2 separate regions of the Homo sapiens genome follow, and region 1 is linked to region 2. Evidence: chromatin loops called from intact Hi-C (ENCODE). Cell type or tissue: PC-9. All regions are shown on one strand. Each heading gives the region's core, and the rest is flanking DNA. Links, peaks and the distances in the headings are about the cores only.

The links. A loop is a pair of places that touch in the nucleus more often than their neighbours do. Peaks named below come from ENCODE experiments on the same cell type or tissue, not always from the same donor. Only the 100,000 strongest peaks of a DNase experiment are listed, where the experiment ranks them.
Region 1: it touches region 2 in a loop (6-fold over the local background); 17 of 110 quality-filtered maps call a loop at or near these places.

What each region holds. Positions count from the first base shown.
Region 1 is chr1:94,639,432-94,647,134 of GRCh38, reverse strand. The region is part of intron 3 of SLC44A3-AS1 (SLC44A3 antisense RNA 1); the gene reads left to right. Among named protein-coding and RNA genes, the nearest start is that of MIR12133, 100 kb to the right of the region's middle. In PC-9, for the core only: no CTCF peak of the experiment used is centred there; DNase peaks (open chromatin) are centred at 4,034 and 4,894; H3K4me3 peaks cover 1,545 bases; H3K27ac peaks cover 5,000 bases.
Region 2 is chr1:94,780,086-94,787,788 of GRCh38, reverse strand. All of the region lies in intron 1 of SLC44A3-AS1 (SLC44A3 antisense RNA 1), which reads left to right. Among named protein-coding and RNA genes, the nearest start is that of SLC44A3-AS1, 36 kb to the left of the region's middle. RefSeq lists an enhancer at 3,865-4,627. In PC-9, for the core only: no CTCF peak of the experiment used is centred there; DNase peaks (open chromatin) are centred at 3,498, 3,818 and 4,308; H3K4me3 peaks cover 419 bases; H3K27ac peaks cover 3,053 bases.

The sequences.
Region 1 (7,703 bases), core at 1,805-6,804, 140 kb after region 2:
ATAATTTAAGTTAGTTAGGTGTGGTGGTGCATGCCTGTAGTCCCAGCTACTCGGGAGGCTGAGTTGGAAGGGTTGTTGGAGTCCTGGAAGTCAAGACTGCAGTTAGCCATGATTGCAACATTGCATTCCAGCCTGGGCGACAGAGGGAAACCCTGTCTCGTAAGAAGAGAGAGAGAGAGAGAGAAGGAAAGAAAGGAAGGAAGGAAGGCAGGAAGGCAAGCTGGCTCCTGTCTCAGCTACCCAGAGTGCTAGGATTACAGGTCTGCACCACCAAGCCCTACGAATTTAATTTCTCTCTGATTAGCGATCAGAGGAAGGAGATTGGTGATTGTCTCCCCTCTATGAGACCCAGTTTTCCATATTCTAATCTTCTTCAAGACCAGCTCAAGGCCTACCTCCCTTGGAGGCCCCAGACCCCTCTCGTCCACAGAGATCATACAAGGTGCATCCTGAAATGCATGCTCACCATGCACTGCCTTGCAGGGCTAGATGAACTTTCAGATGAGAAAGTTATGATTCCTCCACTAGATTGGGATCTCCTTAAGGTCAAGGGTCATGTCTTCTTGATCTTTATCTCCACTCCCCACTCCCAACCCATCCTCAGAAAAATGCCTAGCATGGGGCTTGGCACATGGTAGGCTCTCAACGCGGGTTTGACTCTGAATGAATGCATTCCTGGGGACTCCAGTCAGCTATGATAATGGCGATCATGAAAGCTGAGGTGTTTGCTTAGTCATCGCCACATTGCATATTTTTCAGCTTAATTATCATGTAATTTCTTCATATCTTCCAATAAATGAAAGACAAAATATATCTTTGGGGGATGTATGCATGTGAAAATTAATTCTCATGGAAGTCCTTGACTTACCACAAAAATTCAAGAAATGTACTTCTTACACATGGACACAGGGAAATACTGATCTTCCTGTCATGTGCAAATTAGGAGCCCTTGGACAGAAGAACTGAGTGTGAACCCCAGTGGAGTGAATATTTGTATTTGTATTACTGTAAATTTTATAGAATCAAATTTCTTAGTGGGAAACCTTACTGCAGTCATCAGTTCTGGTAACTGCTCCTGATTTAATAGTTTACGGCTAGCAATCCCAAATAGCAATGTAATTCAGCCATCTACCTCGATGTGTTTTTTTTGTTTGTTTTTTTTGTTTTTTGAGACGGAGTCTCGCTCTGTCGCCCAGGCTGGAGTGCAGTGGCGCAATCTCGGCTCACTGCAAGCTCTGCCTCCTGGGTTCACACCATTCTCCTGCCTTAGCCTCCCGAGTGGCTGGGACTGCAGGCGCCCACCACCACGCCTGGCTAATTTTTTTTTTGTATTTTCAGTAGAGATGGGGTTTCACTGTGTTAGCCAGGATGGTCTCGATCTCCTGACCCTGTGATCTGCCCGCCTCGGCCTCCCAAAGTGCTGGGATTACAGGTGTGAGCCACTGTGCCTGGCTTTTTTTTCTTTTTTTTAGATAGAGTCTCTTTCTGTCACCCAGCCTGGAGTTCAGTGGCACGATCTTGGCTCACTGCAACCTCTGCCTCCCAGGTTCAAGCAATTCTCCTGCCTCAGCCTCCTGAGTAGCTGGGATTACAGACGCACGCCACCACACCTGGCTAATTTTTGTATTTTTAGTAGAGACGGGGGTTTCACCATGTTTGTCAGGCTGATCTGGAACTCCTGACCTCGTGATCCACTTGCCTCGGCCTCCCAAAGTCTTGGAATTACTGGCGTGAGCCACCGTGCCCGGCCCTACCTCAATGTTTATTTCACAATTGTGCACTGAAGAAAAACCACACAGCTCAAGTGAGTTGGTCAGTGGGAGCTCTGCTGAGATCTTTTATAGCTGGCATGGGCGAGTATATTTTGTTTCAACTGCTTTGAGCATTTTCACTCTAGTATTCTTGTAGCCATTCTCTGATAGCCCAACTCCAGGTTCTTTCTATGAAGCATCTTGGCCCTGCCCACTGCTATTCCTTTAGCCCTTTTCTGCAGTACATTAGATATTATGTATCCTTTTTTGGCACTGCATCTTTTATACATATGTGGCAAGCCACCTTTGGCTTTGGCTACTAGTTAAAGCCTAGGTCTCTACACTTATCCAGCGTCCTAAATGGGGATGCCTCACTCAGTTGTACAGGTTGTGCACTGCATTACTCCAGGGAATGCATGTACATGGACCATGGTCGTGCTTCTAAAGCTATATTGGTACAATCTCCATGACACTCCAAGAATGACCCATTCTCATAAACTACCTGCCAATTTCTCAGCAAACGCAAGCTTCATTCAGAGGCACTGGCAAGAGCCATAAAGCATGCCTGATCCTGGGTACTCCAGGTTTGTTTCTGGGAGTATAGATCTGTTCCTGCTACTCTAGGTATGTTCCTGGATCCATTCAAAAGAAAGCTGCATCTCGGCACCAAACTGTTCTGGCCCTGCTTTTACCTTAATTATACTCTGGTATAAGTCATCAACCACACTGGAAAATGTAATAAGAAGCACTCTGCTCCTTGTTGCTGCAGCTTTCTAGTGCTCTGAACTGAGGACTTTGCTCACAATATTACAACCTCTTCAGAAAGTGTAATGGGAGAGCTTTCTCTCTGATCTCGGTATCAGGAAGAGTTATTAAGTTTTTCCTGAACAAATGGTTTGATTGGATTTTATAGACGGGTACTGTGATGCGCATAACTGAAACTGCTTTCATGTGTGTGCTGACTGTTAGAAAGTGGAGCGGCAAGTTTGTGGCTCAACACTAAGCAATATAAAGACCTTGAAGTGTGTGCTTCATGCCTTTGCCTCACTCTTCTTCATCTGCACTCATTAAACAACAAGTAGTTACTGAGTACCTGCTACCCACCAAACACTGTTCTAGATACTACTCTGAAAATACATTTTAAATAGAGCAGAGGTCTGAGAAGCACTGACGGAGAAGTTGCCATCTGAGCAAAGCCTGAAGGAGTGATGTGTGCTGTCTAGATCCCTGGGGAAAAAAAGCATTCCAGAGATAGGAAACAGGGAGTTCAAAACCCTGAGGCAGGAGTGTGCCCAGCATGTTGAAGAAACAGCAAGGAGGATGGCGTGGCTGAAGTGGAGTGGGTGAGGCAGCGATAGGGTCCAAGAAGTAACCGGAAGCAAGCTCCTGTCGAGCTTCAGAGGGCTTTGCTGTACTTGGGCCTTTACACTGCGTAAGATGAGAAGCCATTAGAGGGTTTGGAGCAGAGGAGTGGCATAACTTCAAAGGGTCCCTCTAGCTAGCGAGCTGACAGCACACATAGGAGACAGAGGTAGAAGCAGGGAGACCACTTAGGAGACCCCTGCAGGATCTCAGAGGAGATGGTGTGCTGAGCCAGCATGGTAGTAGGTGGGAAGAGGTCACATTCTGGGTAATAGGATTTGTTGATAGATACAGTGTGGGGCACGAAGGACAGGAGGGGGCCAAGGATGACCCTGAGAAATTGGAAGGATAGAGTGTCTTTAACTACATGCTCTCCCATGAAGGGAATCTGGGGCAGTAGATTTGAACACGCTAGGAGTGCGGGGCCTGTTAGACCCCAAGTGGAGATGAGTGAGCTTGGGTTTCAGGTAGACATCTGGCTGAATAGAAATGCATTGCTGGTATTCGGAGCCACAGCCTAGAGCAGATGGCAGAATAAAGGGTAGGTGGGGGTAGCATGAGGGTGGAGAAGAGGCGCTCCCGGGGCTGAGCCCAGGAACAATGCAAGGCTAAGAGTTCTTCTAAGTTTCCTACCCTCTTTCTTAAAAAACCTAATTTCCTAGGCTGGTATTTTACAAATCTTATTCCATTTCATTCAGTTCTATAACCCCCTTAAATTCTTTTCAGAACAAGACAAATGTATTTGAAAGCAGTGCAGTAATAGTAATATCAGTTCATCCCTTTGAGAAATATTTGTTAAGTGCCAGTTATGTGTCAAGCATTAGGAGCTGGGGATAACCAGACAAACTGCCTCTCTTGTGAAACAGAGTATATTTGAGGGGAATGACAGATACTTGACATGTAGATAAACACATAGTTAGGATAACATCAGATCCTAACAGGTGCAATATCAGATCATAACAGAAACTGGAACAGATAAAGAGGTAGAGAGTAACTCAGGACAGGGAGTGGTGGCTTCACTGAGGATATGCTACTTGAACTGAAACATAGGTGATGAGAAGGAGTCAGGCAATGTTCCGGCAGAAGAGCATTCCAGGATAGGGTCAGTAGCCAGCGCAAAGGCCTGGGATGGGAATGAGCTTGGCATGCTGGGATGAGTAAGTAGGCTGGCTGGAGTGGCTGGAACACAGTAAAGGAGAGCTGCGTACGAGGGGAAGGGGCCAGGTCATGTTGGGCCTTGACAGCATGGCTTTCAGTTCAAGTGCACTGGGAAGCCACTGCAGACTTCCCAGCAGGGGAGGGACGTGATGTGATTTGTCCTGCCTGCTGAATATAGAGCCTCTGAAAAGAAGCAGAGACTGGCATGGAGGTGGTGCCATGGATGAAGAGCCGGATGGTGGCACTGGACTGGAATCTGGTGTTGCAAGTGGGAGAGAGACTCAAGTGCATGTTCAAGGCTTTGCTCAGGGATTGAAAGAAGTAAGGGAGAAGTTAAAGCTGACTCCTGAGTTTTAGCTTCAGCAAGTGGATGGATATGGATGCTGTTTCCTAGATGGGGCAAGCTGGAAGAGGGGCTGGTTTCCTGGAGAAACAAGAGTTCTGCTTCAACTACGTTAGCCTTCAGATGCCTATTAGTCACTTTGCAGATCTCCATGTTATCTACGTGGAAAGTCACACGTTCACTCAATTAATATTTGTTGAATGAGTGAGCGAATGCCAGTCCTTTAGAGTTGAGGAAGGCCAGACATAGAGTTATAGATTGGCAATTCAGAATGACGCCAATGCTGGAGGAAGCAGTTTCACTGATGTTTTCTTTATCAGTCATCTTAGCCACCTGCAGAGGCGTTGGCTGGGAAGTATTTTCCTTATTCTACAGGTGAGGTGTCTGAGGCTTTAGAGACCGCATGACTGCCCATTGCACCCACCCACAGGGGCAGATGCAGCAATTTTTCTTGTGTCTTCTCATCCCAGGCTAGTGCCCTTTCCACCATCCAACACCAAGCTCTTGTCAGTGTGCCTCCTGTCACCTGGGAGAGCTGCACTGGAAGGTGCCCATGTGATGTGGAGCCAACCCTGGCCCTTGTGGATGTGCTGACTCTGGCCACACAGAAGCTGTGAGGCCCAATTCCAGCCTGAAAGTGGCCTGGGCCATCAGTAGACAACCTGAAGCTGGCTGGGACTTCCTAACAGGCCTGACCAAGTTCTGTGACAAGAACAATGACACCCACAAATAAGGCTCCCCCACCTTGTCCTGGTGAGTCAGAAGCACCATGGGGGAAGGCTGGTCCAGGCTTCAGAATGGAACTCAGGCCAGGTTTCTCCCACAGCAGACAGGCCTCTTCTCTGGGTGGTTTGCATCATTGCAGTTCATTGATTGGGGGTGGGGAGGGGGCATGATGCTTTTCCCAAAGGTGTACTAGTTTCATGTCCAAATTTCCAAACTTACTATCTCATACCAGCTTGGCACGTTCCCCTTAAGATGATTGGGTTTTGTAAATTTCCACATCAAAGGCAGAGACAGATTTTTATTTCTGCAGGTGCAAGTGATGCATTAAATAATAATCATTGCAGTGAATCTTAGACTGAAGCATAAGAATCAATGGGGAGAAGAGGTGGTATTGCGCCCTGGTGGAAAGCTTGCAGTCTGAAGCTAGGCTGCCTGCATTTCATTCTCAGCTCTACACTTAATAGTTCTATGCCTCTGGGAAAGTTTCTTAATCTATCAGTATCTCAGTTTACTCATCTGTAAAATGGTGACAATAATAGTACCTAGTCATAGATTGTGCTGAGGATTAAATAAGTCAGTTTATGTAAAGCATTTGGAATGGTGCCTGCACATATTAATAGTATTTTATAGGTAAAAGCTACTATTATTAATAATAGTATTATTTTTAATAGGTGGGTAACTTGTTAAAAATGTCAAGTCCAGAGTTATACCCACAGCGTTTCTGTTTCAGTGTATGTGGAGTGAGGCCCAAGAATTTTGCACAAGCATTAGAAGAGATTTGGGATGCAATTGGACTCAGGTGACACTTGGAGAAACCCTAGTCTATAAGGCAAAAATGAACATACAAGGCAAGGTGGGAGGTACTACAGGGAGAAAAGTAGGGATAGATAACAGTGTACACATCCCTGCTTCATGATTTCATACTCTTCAGCATGGAAGGTTTAGAATGGAATCCAGCAGGCTCTTGCAAGGGATACAAAGATGGTCTCCAAACAAAGTAATTTAACTGTGCTATTGATTTTTTTCATATTACCTAGTTACTTTATTTATTTTGTCTCCCTCTGCCAGATTTTTAAAATTAAGATATAATTCACATACTATAAAATGCAACCTTTTAAAGTGTACAACTCAATGGTTTAAAGTATAGTCACAAAGTTGTGCGATATTACTACTGTATAATTCCAGAATATTTTTTATCACTCCCCTCCCCAGGAAACAAAAAGTGCCTATTAACAGTCACTTCCTATTCTCTTCTTCCCACAGCCCCTGGCAACCACTAATCTGCTTTTTATTTCTATGGATTTTCCCCTTCTGGACATTTCCTATAAATGGAACTACACAATACGTGGCCTTTTTGACTGGATTCTTTCACTTAACATGCTTTCAAGATTCATCCATATTGTGGCACACATTAGCACTTCATTCCTCTTATGGTTGAACAATATTTGATTATGTAGATATACCACATTTTGCTGATTCATTCATAAGTTGATGGACATTTGGGCTCTTTTTACTTTTGTTGGCTATTTTGAAAGTGCTGCGATAAAATTCATGTACACTTATTTGTGTAGACATATGTCTTCATTTCTCTTGAGTATATACCTAGGAGTAGAATATATGGAGTATAGAGTAACTTTATGTCAAACATTTTGAAGAACTGCAATACTGGTTTCCAAAGCAGCTACACCATTTTATATTCCCACCAACAATGTATGAGAGTTCCAATTTTTCCACGTCCTCACCACCACTTGTTATTGTCTGGATCTGTCTTTTTTATGTTAGCCATGGTACTGTGTGTGAAGTGGTATCTCTGTGGTTTTGATTTGCATTTCCCTAATGATTAATGATGTTGAGCATCATTGCATTGCTTATTGAACATTTGTATATCTTTTTTGAAGAAATGTCTATTTAATCCTTTGTCCATTTAAAAATTTGGTTATTTGTCTTTTTATTGTTGACTTTTAAGAGTCTTTTATATGTTCTAGATGCTAGATTCTTATCAGATATATGATCTGCAAGTATTTTCTCCCATTCTGTGGGTTATATTTTCACTTTCTTCATAGTGCCTTTTGAAGCACATAAGTTTTCAATTTTGATGGAGTCTGACTTATGTATCTTTTTCTTTGTTGCTTGTGTTTTTGGTGTCATATCTAACAAACCATCGCCAAATCCAAGTTCGTGAAGATTTATACCTATGTTTTCTTCTAAGTGTTTTATAATGTCAGCTCTTATATTTAGGTCTGTGGTCCATTTTGAGTTAATTTTTTATATGGTGTGAAGTAAGAGTCCAACTTTACTCTTGCATGCACCATTGATTTTTATCTTCATAATTTTATGAAGATATACAAACAGAAAAGTGCACA
Region 2 (7,703 bases), core at 1,818-6,817:
GTCTTTTGAGTTTTTAATTTTGATGAAGTCCAGCCTATTAATTTTTTTCATGGGTTATGACTTTGCTGTCATATCTAAAAAGTAATTGCCAAACCCAAGATTATCTAGATTTTCTCCTATGTTATTTTCTAGGAGTTTTATAGTTTCATGCTTTAAATTCAGGTTTATGAGCTGTTTTGAGTTAATTTTTGTGTTTAGATTTTTATATTTGGCACATGGATGTCCATTTATTCCAGCACTATCATTGAAAAGATCATCTTTTTTCCAGTTTATTGCCTTTGCACCTTTGTAAAAAATCAGTTGACAATATTAATGTGGGTTTACTTCTGGTCTTTGTATTCTATTCCATTTATCTGTCTATTCCTTCACTATGCCACATTGTCTTGACTACTATAGCTTTATAGTAAGTATTGAAGTCAGGTAGTATTAGTCGTCTGTCTTTTTTCTTCTCCTTCAATATTTTGTTGGTTATTCTGGGTCTTTTGCTTCTCCATGTAAACTTTACAGTTAATTTGTTGATATTCACAAGATAACTTGCTGGGATTTTGACTTGTATTGCATTGAATCTATAGGTCAAGCTGGGAAGAGCTGACATCTTCACAATATTGAGTCTTTCTATCAATACACATGAAATATCTATTTATTTAGTTCTTCTTTGATTTCTTTCATCAGAATTTTTTAGTTTCCTTCATATAGATATTGCACATTTAAAACAAAACTGATACCTAAGTATTTCATTTTTGGAAATGCTAATGTAGATAATATTGTGTTTTAAAGTTCAAATTTCACTTATTCATTGCTGGTATATAGAAAAGCAATTGGCTTTTATATGTTGACCTTGTATACTGCAAACTTGCTATAATTGCTGATTAATTCCAGGAATATTTTTGTTGATTGTTTTGGATTTTCTACATAGGCAATCATGGTTATCTGTGAACAAGCACGGATTTATTTATTCCTTCTTAGTCTTTATGCATTTTATTTCCTTAAAAAATCACATTATGTTAGGACTTCCAGTGCAATGTTGAAAAGGAGTGGTGAGAAGAGACATTCTTGCCTTTTACCTGAACTTAGTGGGAAAGCTTGTAGTTTCTCACCATTGGGTATTATATTGTAGATTTTTTTGTAGATATGCTTTATCAACTTGAGGAAGTTTTCCTCTATTTCTAGTTTGCTGAGTGTTTTCTTAATCATAAAGGAGTGTTGGAAGGCCCTTTTTGTTAGATTTATTTCCTACCATATGACACACGAATGTCTTACTAATTAGTATAATTGCTACTTTTTGCTCACTAGGTGGAATCAGCATTCATCAATGTAATAAACCAGTGGTCTTATGGAAAGATGATCAAGTCCCTGCAGACTATAATATAACATTTAGGTTTGAAGGGTTGATATACCCCAAGGTAAGGCAGTTAAGGTGTATTGCTGGCTTTGCCAACAGAAGGCAAATCAATTCTGGTAGTCTTTATTAATAGGTATTGAGAAAAAGGCATTTGTCAGACCAGTCGCTGCATACCAGTAATAGGGCATGTGTTAATTTGCTCAAGCAATGAAGCCTTTTCTGAAAGACCAGCTGAAATTCAAGTCACCACCTGATTAAGCTTACTATAATCCACTGCCATTCTCCAGTATCTATCTGTCTTCTGTACAGGCCAAATAGGCAAGTTGAATGAGGATGTGGTGGGAATCACCACGTGTGCATCCTTCCAACCTTTGATAGTGGCACCATTCTCTAGAATCCCTCCCATGAATGCAGTATTGCTTTCGGTTTACTGTTTTCCTAGGTAAAGACTATTCTAGTGGCTTACACTTGGTCTTTCTTATTGTAATGGCCCTCACTCCACAAGTCGGAGAACAAGCATGGGGATCCTGCCAGTTGCTGAATATGTCTATTCCAATTATTTACTCTGGAACTGGAGAAATGACCACTGAATGCGTTTGGAGACCCACTGGACTCACTGTGACTTGAGCTAAAACTACACTAATTACCTGAGTTTCAGAAGTTCCCACTCTAGGACGGCATGGTAGCTCATGCCTGTAATCCCAGCACTTTGGGAGGGTGAAGGGAGTGAATTTCTCGAGCCCAGGAGTTCAAGACCAGCCTGGGCAACATGGTGAAACCGGGTCTCTACTAAAAATACAAAAAAATTAGCCGGATGTAGTGGCATGAGCCTGTAGTCCCAACTACTCTGGAGGCTGAGGTGGGAAAATTACCTCAGCCAGGGGACGTCGAGGCTGCAGTGAGCCAAAATCATGCCACTGCACTCCAGCCTTGGCAACCAGAGTGAGACCATATGTCTAAATAAATAAATAAATAAAATTTATATTCTGACTGATAGACCACAGTGATGGTTTGGGTCTCCTAAGATTAGTGTCACTAATCCAGTAAGTCAGTGTCCAATAATCACCTAAAAGTCTGATTATTTTGTTTTCCCTAATGCACAGTCACCCTGGCAGAAGGCCATAGGTCCTTTGGGGAGGGCTGAGAAAAAGATTAATGGCATAAACTTTTGGCAGTGTAATGGGTACTTCTTCAAGGAGCTCAAACCTCCCCTTCTTTCAAGGCATTTGGGATCTGTAAACTGGCTCAAGTCTAGGAATTGATTGCAGAAACTGCGACTCTGTTTTTATGATTTAAATTAGACTAAGTTCGTATTGCCTGGAACTCTTCTGCTTAAACAGTGCAAATAAGAATGTAGTAGACCAGGTGTTTTAGCCTGTTCTTGCATTGCTATAAAGGAATACCTGAGACTGGGTAATTTATAAGAAAAGAGGTTTAATTGACTCACAGTTCTGCAGGTTGTACAGGAAGCATGGCAGCATCTGCTACTGGGGAGGCCTCAGGGAGCTTTTACTCATATGGCAGAAGGCAAAGCGGGAGCAGGCACTTAACATGGCAAAGGCAGGAGCAAGAGATATGAGGAGGTGACACACAGTTTTAAATGACCAGATCTCACAAGAACTTACTATTGTGAGGACAATACCATGGAGATGACACTAAACCATTCATGAGAAATCCTCCCGCCATGATCCAGTCACCTCCTACCATGCCCCACCTCCAACATTGGGGATTATATTTTGACATGAGATTTGGGTTCATCCAAACCATATTACCAGGCCAGCCAATGGCCTGTTTCTGTCTCCAATGGACAGAAACTATCTGTTGGCACAGGTGGCTGGGTGGTAATTCTCTCTTCCCCTCAGGGCCAAGCTCAGTTCCAGGAATCCATAACCACTTAGCGGCTCCTCTCTAAAACCTTGCCACCTTCTTTCCAGTTTCTAGGAATCTCCATTTCCTACCTTGCTGCTCCTTAAAGACATTCTTCCTGCCTTGGCCTCTGACTTCCGTTGCTCTAGAATTGATGTCTGCTGTCTGCTTTCCACTTTGTCAGAATCCCCTTACAAGAAATCACAAAACTTTGTTTCCTGATTGAAATAAGAGGTCAGGGAAAAGACAGGGAGTATACACACAGTTGGAAATTCCAGCCTAGGCTGGGCGCGGTGGCTCACGCCTGTAATCCCAGCATTCTGGGAGGCCAACGCGGGCGAATCAAGAGGTCAGGAGATTGAGACCATCCTGGCTAACACAGTGAAACCCCGTCTCTACTAAAAAGTACAAAAAAATTAGCCGGGCGTGGTGGCAGGCTCCTGTAGTCCCAGCTACTCGAGAGGCTGAGGCAGGACAATGGCATGAACCCGGGAGGCGGAGCTTGTAGTGAGCTGAGATCACACCACCGCACTCCAGCCTGGGTAACTGAGCGAGACTCTGTCTCAAGAAAAAAAAAAAGAAAAAGAAAATTCCAGCCTATTACCCTGTTATAGTGATCAGATACCAAAGTTGCTGAAGACACAGAGAAAGACTTCCCTAGGGAACTTAAATGTTCTCTAAACATATAAGGCATGATAGATGTTCCCCATAACTGGATGATATTCCTCCTGTCCTATCCTCCTGCCCTAGCCACAGGAGTGAAGGCTTGCGTTTAGGAAGTATGTTATTACTGCAGCCTGTATGACTTACTTTCTGGTAATAAATCTTGTGTGTGAATTGTGGGGACGGCCAGCATCCAAAGTAAATAGCGACTGTTGTGGTGGAGGCTGGCTGGCCAGCCTGGCTGGCTGCGCTTCAGCTCCTTGGCTGCTCCTACAGGGATTGCTGCCGTGGAGCTGACTGTGGCTTCCCCAGGGCTCTGCTGAAAGGGCCTTCCAGCTCTGGGGAGGCTCTGCCCTCTTTTCTCCCTCAGCTAGGACCTTGGCAACTCTGCTCTTCCTCCTGGCAATCAGGCATCTGGAATGGCTGAAGGGTGAATTCCAAGCAGCAGAAAGAGTGCCAGAGTCCTGGGCACTTCCTTCTTTGGAATCTCTCTATCAGCCCAGCACACCCCAGGTTGTGTTTTCTGAGCAGAACAAGGTGATTCTCTGCAATGTACTAGAGGAGAGGAAGGACCAGGATGCACTGCATGCAGCTGTCTCAACTCACCTTGCTCCTTTCTTCCTCCATAACTTTGCTTTGGACATTTTCTCTGCCTGGAATGCCTTACCTTATTCTCTCTCTTTCTCCTGGTGAAATCCCTACTTATCCTCTAAGGCTGAATGAAAACACTGTCTCTTCTGGGAAGCCACCACCCCTCTCCCTCAAACCCTTTTCTCCCACAACTTTTTGTTCCTAGCCCTGTTGTAATACTGACCATATTGTATTATAGTGAGTAGTCTGCCTGAGTGAGTGCAATAACTTTTTTTTTTTTCTCTAACTCTTTGGCCCTAGGATCTAGGATGGTGCCTGGCACATATCAATGATAATGATGATTATAATAACAATTATTCATTATATGCTTAGCAGTTGCAAGGCACAGTGCTAAGAGCTCCGTAACATTTAATCTCCACCACAATTCTAAGGGTAGCTATTAGTGTTATCCTAGTTTCTGGATGAAGTGGTGGGTTTAGGGAGGTTCTGCAACTTGCTTAGGGTCCCATATCTTTTAAAGGGTGGAGCTAAGTTTTGAACCCAGGTTTGTGCAGCAAAAAGTCAGTGTTTTAACCTTTTTTGGTTAGGTTTTGACAGGTTTTTTGATAGGTTTTGATACCTATCACTGTTTTGATAGGTATTTTTTGAATGCTTGATTGAATGAATGATTCTAGAGGTGCCCAAGTACTCCCTCCATTCCCATCTGAGTGCAGCATCTAGGGCGGGGGCTGTTTTATTCCTCAGGCACTGGACTGTATCATGGTACCTTTGGCCCAGGCTCCTCACTTGATGGTGTCTTGCTTTTCCTTTTGGTGGGCAAGGAAGATCAAAAGGCTCTAATGATGGGATAAGCTCCTGATCTGCTTATAAATATACTGATCCTAATGTCAAGCCAGCATCCCTTTCATGGTCACAGCTCATGGTCTATCATCAAACTCTGTGACCGGTGGTATGAACAGGCTGGTTTGCATTTTCCCCAGAGCATTAATACCCATAATCTCTCCTTTGTCTGCCTTCCCTCTGTGTTTCTACAGTGTAGGGCTTGGCAGGGTTGGGGCCAGGGAATGTGTGGGGAGCTATGTGTGCTCCTTTCTCTCTTTCCCTATCACAGACAAGAGAGGGAAACTGGCATTATGCACTGATGTCACTGAAGGACAGAAACAAATTGCAAAAGTATATGCCTGCAAGGAAGGAAGCAAGTAGATGCCACTAATGCTATTTTTCTGTTTTTTCCTAGCACCTGGCATATAATTGATGCTCAATTAATATTTATTTATTGAAAAAAATTACACCACATTCACAAATGCCTTACATTTCTGTAGCACCTTATGAACTCTTTACAGCTCTGTGGTAGCTATTGTTTCTACTGATTCTTATATACATTTTAAGGAGGAGGATATTAAAGCTCAGAAGGGTTTGATGACTTGGTGAAGATCACCAAACTTATCAGAGGCAATGTCAAGGACAAAGCCAACATCTGTGACTTTGAATTCTGAAGGAATGAAGAATGTGCAATCTCAAAATATGCCACATTGGTATATTTATTATTTTGAGTTACAAACATTGAAGAAATTGTAGTTTCAGAAAGGGCCAGTTGTCCTGTCTCCCCCTGCATGCAGCAAGCCATAAAGCTTCCTCTTGGAGGGGGACCTCCATGTACCAGGGCAAGAAAATCGTCCTTATTACCAGAGACTGGGAAGTTAAGGCTGCAGTGGACCTAAATAAATATTACCGAAGTAACCCCTGTCGTCCACTAGTTTTATGTCCCCTCATATAGCTCCTATGACTCCCTTAAAATTTACTACCCCTAGCCAGATCCCCTTTTTCTTGTCATTTCTTCTCAAATTCATTGTTCTTTGTCTAAAAAGTATAAAGACATCTTGCTTTGGGCATTTCTTTGGATTTCACTCTCTTGTGAAGATCCCACGGGCACAGTAGTTGCATCTGACAGCACTGACTTATTCACACCCTGAGAATGACCCTATACGGCAGATGCACCTGCCAGCAATGACTTAAGAAATGAGGGTTGCCACATGGAGGTTGTCGGGGGGAGCGTGCTAAGTGAAGGTGCTATCTAAACTACATGCTTTTTTCAAGCAGTTACAGTTTCCTGTTCAGTCTTCCACCACTGGACTATTCCTGTATGTAATTTCTCCCTAATAAAACCCCGTGTCTCGTTTGCTGGCTCTGGGTCTCTTGTTTGGCCTCTCAGACATGGTGCCATTCCTATTGGAGTCAATAGGGATCTGGCATGACACCTACGTTCCTTAAAACCAATACAATTAGTATGCTTTTATCTTGTTAATCTGCCTGGTGTCCATTTGGTTTCTAGTTCTAGCCAAAAATACCACCTAAGAACTTAAGGGTGTTGGGGTTGCTCGCTGACTCTCCTACAATCCTGTGCTCATAAAACAAGGAAACAGAAATCTCAGATATTCAATACCTAAATGTTTATCTTAAAGCAAATTCTACTTATATGGTTTCATTCTTTGTTTGGTAACCTATCCCATTTCACTTTATTTTTTTGGATCTCTTTTCTCTCATTTTCTGTATTAAAACCATTCACAGTAACTTGTATAGCCCTTCATTTGGAAGAGAACGTGGACTTTTTCTTTTCCAAATCATTTTAAATCAACAGCTCCTCAGTGAGTGCCTCCTAAATTAAGATTAAGGCATGACCCCTGCCTTCATGGTGCTTACTTTACGTGGCTGTAGGGACAGACAGGAACCCCAGGGCATATGAGATTGCAGATACTCCCAACAGAGATTTTGATGAGCACATCAGAGCATCAGTGGCTTTCGAGCTAGTGTAAGGATGAGTAGAAATTATTTTTAGACACTCCTTAGGTAGAGATGGGGAAAATCATTTTAGTTTAAAAGAATAGCAGTGGCAAAGGTGGGGAGGCATGACCTGTTTAGGGCTGGATGAGTACTCCTGGGATGGGGTACAAGCTGGTATCATATTGTGGAGGCTCTTGGATGCCCTAAGATGTTGCATTTTTTTCAGTAGGCAGTAAGGAGCCATCAGTAGTTTGTAAGGAGGGCAATGTGATCTCAGCTACAGAGGAGAATGACCAATGAGCAGCCATATCAGTGACCTAGGAGAGGCTCAGGGATTCATCCCTTATCTCCCAATTCCCTACTGAGGGTGAGGCACTGTGCAGATGAGCGGCACAGAGCCAGGCCTGCAGGCACTGGCAATCAGGCGAGCAGGCCATGCATAGCTGTAAGGCACCATCAT